2 separate regions of the Homo sapiens genome follow, and region 2 is linked to region 1. A link is an interaction called in ENCODE POLR2A ChIA-PET data of the cell type or tissue named here. Cell type or tissue: B cell. All regions are shown on one strand. Each heading gives the region's core, and the rest is flanking DNA. Links, peaks and the distances in the headings are about the cores only.

The links. ChIA-PET counts read pairs that join two places held together with the same protein. Peaks named below come from ENCODE experiments on the same cell type or tissue, not always from the same donor. Only the 100,000 strongest peaks of a DNase experiment are listed, where the experiment ranks them.
Region 2: POLR2A ChIA-PET joins it to region 1 with 7 read pairs; 1 of 35 experiments calls an interaction of 5 or more read pairs at or near these places.

The regions. Positions count from the first base shown.
Region 1 is chr2:105,117,088-105,121,484 of GRCh38, forward strand. No RefSeq gene overlaps it. Among named protein-coding and RNA genes, the nearest start is that of MRPS9-AS1, 16 kb to the left of the region's middle. RefSeq lists enhancers at 1,684-2,185, 2,186-2,685. In B cell, for the core only: CTCF peaks have their summits at 2,115 and 2,328; a DNase peak (open chromatin) is centred at 2,064.
Region 2 is chr2:105,176,366-105,180,762 of GRCh38, forward strand. No RefSeq gene overlaps it. Among named protein-coding and RNA genes, the nearest start is that of LINC01918, 34 kb to the left of the region's middle. RefSeq lists an enhancer at 1,585-2,084. In B cell, for the core only: no CTCF peak of the experiment used is centred there; a DNase peak (open chromatin) is centred at 326; H3K4me3 peaks cover 482 bases; H3K27ac peaks cover 1,142 bases.

The DNA of each region.
Region 1 (4,397 bases), core at 318-4,317:
CTTTGTTGAACCAGTCCCTAACCATTGGTTTTCCCCCAGAAGGGAGCACAGTGCAGGTTAATGCACGTGTGGCAATGCAGTGGGGCCTCACCCACTCTCTGCTGTCATGTCAGTTCTGAAATTTATAAGCCCTAGTGTGTTCTCACTGCCCCAGCTTTTCAACTCCCCATTCCTGGGTTTCAATTTCCACCTCTTCTTTTCAGTTCCACACACATGATCCATGGACAAGCTCATCTACTTCCAAGATTCCAACTCTCCCCTATGCTAATGACTTCTCAATCTGTGTCTCCAACAAGATCTTTCTGTTGAATTTGATTCATACCATATGAGTTGGGCACCTGTATCCAAATGTCCTGTGGAATCTCAGATTCAGCAGGTACTGGATAGAATCATTCTTTTCCCCTTCCACTACACCTGCCAATTTACCCATGTTCTCTTAGTCAATGGCACCACTCTCCACCTAGGTGATCAAGTTCAAAAGCTGTCTGTCATCCTAGACCCCTCCCCTTCCTCATACCCACAGTCACTCCGGGGAGCTTGTCCATCTCGCTCCCTAAGAATCTCAAGTCTCTGGCCACATGCCTATTCTTTATTGCTTCCTGAGCTCAGTTCACAGCTCTTGTCAGCTCCTGCCTGTATTATTCCCATGGCCCAGCAACAGCCTCCATGCATTATCTCACCCCTCCCAGTCTGCCAGGAGAGGCCATGTGGTACAGTGTGAGTGCCGAGGCTCTGCAAGCTGACTGTCCAGATGCAGTTCCTGGCTCCGTCTTCTGCTGTCTGCAAACCTGGGTAGGTTCCACTGGCTCCTAAGTAAGATGGAGATAATAACAACATCAACCTCAAAAAAGTAGGTGTGAGGATGCGGCGGTTGTGAGGATTAAATGAGTTGATGCACGTCAAGTACTTTGCGCAGCACCTAGCACACATTCAGTATTAGTTGTATTATCATCATCATCATCATCTTCTGCACCAGCAGGGAGCTCTTTCTAAAGGGTTTTTCCAACCACTATCCTGCTCAAAACCCATCCATTTGAACAGATATTTGTACCCGTGTTCTTAGCAGCATTATTCACAACAGCCAAAAGTGAAAACAACCCAATGAGCATCGAGGGATGAGTGGATAAGCAAGACGTGGTGTATCACACAATGGAATGTCATCCAGCCTTTAAAGGGAAGGAGATCTGACACATGCTGCGGCGTGGACAGACCTGGAGGATGCTGTGCTGCGGGAGACAGGCCAGTCACAGAAAGACAAATACTGTGTGATCCTACTCACAGGAAATACCTAGAGTGGACAGTCCATAGAGACAGAAAGTAGAATTGTGATTGCCAGAGGCTGGGGAGAGGGGAGTAGGGAGTTATTGTAGAATGGTTACGTTTAGTTGAATTACAATGGTTGAATTTAGTTGAGGAAGATGGAAAACTTCTGGAGATGGATGGTGGTGATGGTAGTGTGACAATGTGAATGTACTTAATGCCACTGAACTTGTGCTTAAAATGGATAAAAGGGTAAATTTTATGTTATATACATATATATATTTGTGTTATGTATTTATACATATTTATAAATTTATATATATATACATTTATGTTATGTATATTTATATGTTTATGTTTTTATAACATAAAAATATACATTGTATATATTTTTAATACATATAAAATATACAAATTATATATAATTTAAATTATATATAAAATATTGTATATTTTATATTAAATATTTTGTATATAAAATATTTGCATAACAAAATAAAATATGTTATATATAAAACAAAATGTATATATAATGTATGGTATTATATATTAAATATGCATACATATATAGTTTATGTGCATATGTACATATTTTTAAAACCACAATAAGAAAAATTCAATTGAAAAAAATACCCTTCAGTGTCTCCTCTCTGCCTACAGACGCAGCTGAGAGGCCAGGGCATGGGCGGAGCCCTGGGGGATCTGTCTCAGTTCACCTTTCAGGCCTTGTCGCCTGCTCTTCCTGGCTGCAGCGACACAACGCTATTGTGGTCTCTGGGGCCGTGACCTTGGCCAACACCCTGCCTCTGCCCGGCTCTCCCGTGGTCCCCGGCCTGGCCCTCCGCGTCCGTGGGACTGGATCCACAGCGCCGCCTTCAGGAAGCGAGGCCTCCATGCAGCCCCAGGAGGGCCCTGAGCACGCGCACTCACCGCACATGCCCACCCCAATGCGTGGGCATCCACTGCGCGTCTCCCTTACGTGACTCAGTTGTCGTCTCTGCCTCAGCCCAGTCTGTGATGGAGAGTAAAACATCAACTCACATTTGCCAAATGAGGAAATGAAGAAATGAATCTTCTCAAGACAAAGGCTATAGCAAGGCGGTCATATTCCTTGGTTTCATTATGTCCCTTGGCTGTGGAATAAATGGCAGTTTTTAATTTCTCTAAATGCTAATCATAGTAATTATCCTCTAGTCCATCTACTTAAACTTCCTTCTCACCCTAACAACTGCTGACAGTGTTTCACTGTGGAAATGTTTTTGACGAGAGTGTGCTTGCAGGACCATCCTGGCTGCCTCCTCGTCAGGAAGACTGGTTTAGATGAAGCTGACTTGAGAGAAAATTGGGCAAACGTTGCAAGTGCAAGATAATCTGATGCCCCCTCCCCATACCTTGTCTCTCCAGCACTAGTGTATATTTGAAACAATTATAGGCATTACCGTAAATTCAGCAGTAAGCAGAGAAACTGAAGAGCTGTTCACCAGGGAATGCCCCATGTCACTTGTGAAGTGGGCAGCATGTCCTGTGCTATGCCCGAGCTCTCAGACAACCTCAACACAGCTCAGTTCCTACTAATGGGAAGAACCAGGGGCTCGGGATGAATGCAGAGAATTTACACGTCTTCATGCCCTGTTAACTGAAAAAAAGAGCTAACTTCTCTCTCTTTCCAACTTGATTCACCCATAGAGATAAGAAGCAAGACTTTTATAACAGAAATGGCAGAGTCAAAGTGGATGGACTTCAGGGAAAAGCCATTTGTATTTGAAGATCTATGGAGATGTTTGCAGCAGGATTACTGGAGTCCTGTCCCCAATCTCTGAAACCCACACAGATGATGAACACTTCTGTGAGGACACTTGGTTTCATAGAATGAATGGAGCTATCTGACTGTAAATTCCTCTTTTGTAAAATGAATTAGGTTTTCTCTGGGGCATTATTCAACTTTTGAAAGTGTATTTTCACACTCCCTGTAATTCCTACTTTGTGCAGAGCTTTGCTTCAGCTCTGAACGCAGGGCTATCTAACTAAGCATTCACTTCTACCCTTCACTCATTAAACTCAACAGTCAACACAAGTTGACTCCCAAGTTGTGAGGTGAATATACATGTCTACAATGCATAGACTGTAACCTGCCCATATAAAACCTGTTCCTGGAGACCACGTAGAGACCTGAGGCCCCGTGCTTTCCTATATGGGGATGAGGATGGTCTCCAAAATCAGTCTCAAAATCAGAGCTGGACTTGATTTCTAGCCTTGCCAATAGACTTTCACTTGGACAAGCCAGCATATGGCATTGTGGAATGTTAGAAATGATTCTTGTTGAACTCTCATTTAGGGAAGGGGAAATAAGTCATTGAGTCCCCTGAGAACACACAGCAAGTTGGTTGGTGCTGCCAAAACAAGAAGGCAGGTTTCCCACCTCCCAACTCTGAGCTCCTGATACTACGTTTCAGCAACCATAATATTCATGGAAAAGCGAGTCCTGGCCAGGAACAAGGTCAGAGGTCCCAGATAGGCCCCAGGCACCACGGAGTTCCTGGGCTTGTGGGATCCTCCCCACACCTTAGGGCCATGGACAAACTTGTTTATTTGTTGACTCAATCATTCACACATTCTCCAGCCATTTACTCTTTCATTCAACTGGGAGGTAGCACAGCCTGAGTCCAGATCTGAACCGCTTGGCCTGAATCCCGGCTCTGCTACCTACTTGTGTGATCTTGGGCATGTTATTTGCCTCCCCTTGCATCACTTTTCTTAACTGTAAAATGAGAATTACAGTATTATTGACTTCATGAAGTGGTTATAAGAAATAAATTAATTAGCATATATAAACTGCTTAGAACGGTGCCTGGCACATAGCAAGTTGTAGAGAAGTCTCTAATCCAGCACTAAGTTGTAGGAGAAATACCTCCAAGTTCTAGAAGGAATGCATAGGCTGGTCTGTTTGAGGGCGCTCTCTCAGCATCTTTGGCACTGCCAGCAGCAGTGATGATGAAAGCACCTACCTGTCAGTCAGAGAGGCCTAGGTTTCACAGAGCAGATGAATTTAGGGGTCACAGAAGGTTTTGGTTTATCTCAGTCCTCACGTATCTCTGAGCTTGAAATGAACCAAGATAAATGAATATAAGATTTCAAAC
Region 2 (4,397 bases), core at 226-4,225, 59 kb after region 1:
AAACCTCCATGGCCAGTTATTGGCAGAGCTTTGGCCCAAACCCCAAGTCCGCGCCTGCTGCATCCATCGGGAGGGGCAAGGTGATGCTGCGGAAACAGCCCATAGAGTGACAAGGGGCTGTCTATAGCTCATGCTCTATGTGCACCATGGATTGGCAGGGGCTCTTTTCTCTGCTGTCACCTTCACATAGGAATACGCGAGGGACCCAGACCAGGGGAGGTGCCACCTCTTAAGTGCCAGGAGAGGAGAAGGAAGAGAGTGACTTACGCTGTGCTGGCTTGTAAACATACGCCCAGAAGCACACACTTCACAGTTCACTGGGCACACAAACCATTTGCCACACCCATCCTCAAGGGGAGGGAGAGGGCAAGTTTGCTGCGTGACTGGGAAACACGCAGGAAATACCTGGTGGGCAGTGCGATGGGATCACCACCACGCTTTTTCTTCTGCCCCTCCTGGCCCCCAGAGAAGCACTGAGATGATCCTTGGATGGCAGAGCCCCCACCCCTCCCTGTACATCACTCTGCTTTCCCCATTATCTCCCTCTGCCTGGCTAAAAAATCCCAAAATCTTTATTGTTTCTCCTATGGGAACTGCATATATATGTCGGCAGACATTTACAGACCGTAGACCTGAAAGATGATATAAAAGGATAACTGAAATTACAGGCTACAAAGTCTAATAAAATAGCACTCGGGTTTCCCCAGATTCTTGACATCAGTGTTTATTTTCTGCATAACACTGGAAAGGAATTCTTTTCTAGACTCTCTTTCTCTCTTTCTTTTCTTTTCTTTCTTTCTTTCTTTCTTTCTCTTTATTTCTTTATTTCTTTCCTTTCTTTCCTTCCTTCCCTCTCTCCCTCCCTCCCTTCCTTCTTTCCTTCGCTACTCTCTCTCCCTCCTTCCTTCCTCCTTCTCTCCTTCCTTCCCTCTTTCCTCCCTTCCCTGCTTCCTTTCTTTTGCCTCCAAACTGTATGCAGAACTTTTATATTACTTTAATTTGAAATTAATGTAAGGAAGTAAAGAGAGTTCCTAAATAGTATTTTATAAATTGTACGTGGGTGTATATCATTACGGAAGCATTTTAAACATAGGCAAATGTAGAGTGCATAGTACATGGTTGTTTCAAAATGTGTTCGTGAGTCCTTTGACACATCTCTCATCAAGCAGTGGAGTCTATGTCCCTCTCCCCTTATAGCCGAATGGACCTTGTGACTACCTTGGCCAAAGAATGTGACAGAAATCCTGCTGGAGACTCTGACACAGGTGAGAGAGGGCAGCACAGGGACATACACCTTGGGAGCCTAGGGCCACCATGTGAGGAGTCTGAAAGAGCTGTCACACTGGAGAATCACACACACAGGAGCCCAGGGAGCCTTTGATGTGGGAGTCTCCCCAGCCCAGGTGCCAGACATGTGCCTGAGTGAGCCCTGAGCTGATTCCAGCGCAGCCGACTGTAACTACACGAGAGATGGTCTTAGTCCCTTCAGGCTGCTAAAACAAATCACCGCAGACTGGGCAGCTTGTAAACAACAGAAACTTATGTCTCACAGATCTGAAGGCTGGGCAGTAGGAGGTCAGAATGCCAGCATGGCCGGGGTCTGGTGAGGGCCTCTGCCCGGCTGCAGGCTGCTGACTCCTCCTTGGGTCCTCAGGTATCAGCCAGCGGCAGGCAGCAAGCTCTCTCCGGACTCTCATCCTTATCGCCCGCCAAAGGCCCACCCCTAATCCCATCGCACTGGGGAGTGGTGTTTTAACATAAGAATTTGGGTGGGGGGACACAAACATTTAGTCCATAACAAAAACATCAAAGCAAGAACCACCTAGCAGTGTTTGTTAAATCCCTAGGAGCTTGAGAGAGAATAATAAGATGACAGCAGTAGATTTAAGCCTCAACATCTTAAATGTGATACGTTGCACAACCACAGGTAACCAAAACACATCTGATGAACCCCACGTACCCATGGGCCCACCCGGCAGCTTCAACAGTTATCAGCTAAAGGCCAATCTTGTTACATCTAAACTCACACAGTGGCTCTACTTTATATTATTTTGGAGCAAATCTCATATGTTTCATTATATCGTTTCACCTATACATATTCTAGCATTTATCTAAAAAGGTGATTATAAGTATGTATCACATATATATGTCTATACATATAGACACATATATGTAAAAACACAGCCCCATATGTTGTTGGTTGAATTGGGGGCCCCAAAAAGATATGTCAAAGTCCTAACGTCCAGTACCTGTGAATGTGAACTTATTGGGAAATAAGATCTTTACTGATGTAATGAAGTTAAGATGGGGTTACGTGGGATTAGGGTGGACATAATCAATGACTGATGGGCAGAGAGACCCACAGACAGAAAGAGAGGAGGCCACATGAGGATGGAAGCAGAGGTTGTGCTGATGCATCTACAAGTCAAGGAACCCCAAGAATTGCAGCAACTGGGACTGTCCCCCACACATCAAGGGGTGGCTTCTCAAGCTAGGATGTCTTCTGCTAGGACTTAGAGAAGTTGGGACCCATTTCATGCTTTTCCAGCACGGGATTGGTCCAATTGCAGAGGCTGAGAGAGGGGCCTAGAACAGATTTTCTCTCATTGCCTCTAGAAGGAACCAACCCTGCTCACACCTTGATTTCAAACTTTTAGCCTCCAGAACTGTCAGAGACTCCATTCCCGTTGTTTTAAGACATCCAGTTTGTGGGACGTGTTACAGAGGCCCTGGGAAATGAACACAGCATCCGCGAGCACTCTTTTTTTTTTTTTTTTTTTTTTTGAGAGAGTCTCACTGCAACACCCAGGCTGGAGTGCAATGGCACCATCTCAGCTAACTGCAACCACCACCTCCCGGGTTCTAGCGATTCTCCTGCCTCAGCCTACTGAGTAGCTGGGATTACAGGCACGCACCATCATGCCTGGATAATTTTTGTATTTTTAGTAGAGACGGGGTTTCACCATGTTGGCCAGGCTGGTCTCGAACTCCTGACCTCAGGTGATCCACCCACCTCAACCTCCCAAAGTGCTGGGATGACAGGTGTGAGCCACCGAGCCTGGCCAGGGAGCACTCTGTTTTAAGTTGGAGATTTGGTGTATGCTTTTCCTCTCATGCATTGCTTCTCATCCTTCTCGAGAGTTTTAGAGATTCTAGTCACACATGGAATTATTATTTTGTACATAATAAAAATAAAAGACTGTCAACAGTACTGGGCTTATCATTGTGGTTTCCCTCTCGGTGGAAGGTGTTACAGTCCAATAGAAGTAATCATTGCCTGGACCCAGACAAGAGAAGTCAGTGACCCAGGGATGTTGTGGAAACCCCCGTTTTAGCCAGTGCATGTGGATTTGGGGGAGTTGATTCTTCTGTCAGAGGTTTGTTTACTCGGTTGTTGTTTTTTAGTTGTTGTCTTTTTAATAAGATTAACCCTTTATACGCTAAGGTACTATTGTGGAAGTAAATGAGATGACTCATGAGAACAACTGGGCTGATGGCCAGCAGTTTGGAGCATTGCTTCCGCTTTGAGTGACCAAAGTGGGAAGAGAACCCAGGTTGCTGAGTCTCTTGAGCTCCTCCAAGTGGTGAAACAGCTGCAAGTCTGTGCTGGAAAAGCATGAAATGGGTCCCATCTTCTCTAAGTCCAAGCAGAAAACGTCCTAGCTTGAGAAGCCACCCCTTGATGTATGGGGGACAGAATAGCAGGGCCCGACGAAGTGTGCTTTAGGAGTGTGGGGGAGGGATTCTAAACAAGCGTTCTGAAATTCTGCCATAGGAAAAATTAGTCCTTTTCTCCTGAGCTTTGAATTTGCATCTTCCGAAATATATGCAGTAACCCAAGTGGTTCCCACCACCCTGGAGACAGTTAACTCATTACAGTCCCTCCAGGACTGGAGGGGCCGGATGGCAGGCAGGCATGAGGCAGCCAGAGGAGGGGCCCCTAGAGGCTGCCTTGTCCCTACGGGCTCTGGTGGGGTTGGCTAAAGCACAAGACCAATGCGGCCGGCTGCAGGATTGGGTGTAGGTCCTCCCAGCTCTCCAAATCTTGGAAGTGTAGTTCTTATTCCTGGTTCTTCTGCTGGGCAAGGCATTCTGCCTCCCTGAACTCAGCTTCCTTCCATGTTGAAGGAGGGTGTTGGGCTGGACAGCGCAGAGGCCCCTTCAGGATCCTTTCATCCGTGGCATCACTAACTAGAGCAGCACTCACCGAGGCCAGAGAAAGGGCTGTCTGCTTTTACAGCTGGGTGTTGGCCTGCCTGTTAAGTTGGGCTTCAAGGAAGAGAAAACTGAGTGAATGGTGGCTTTAGCAATAAAGATGCCTGGTCAACAAAGGGAAGCAAAGGCTCTCGATTCAGGGCTGCCGGCTCCGCAGTGCAGCTGCCGCTGGTTTTCAGCCT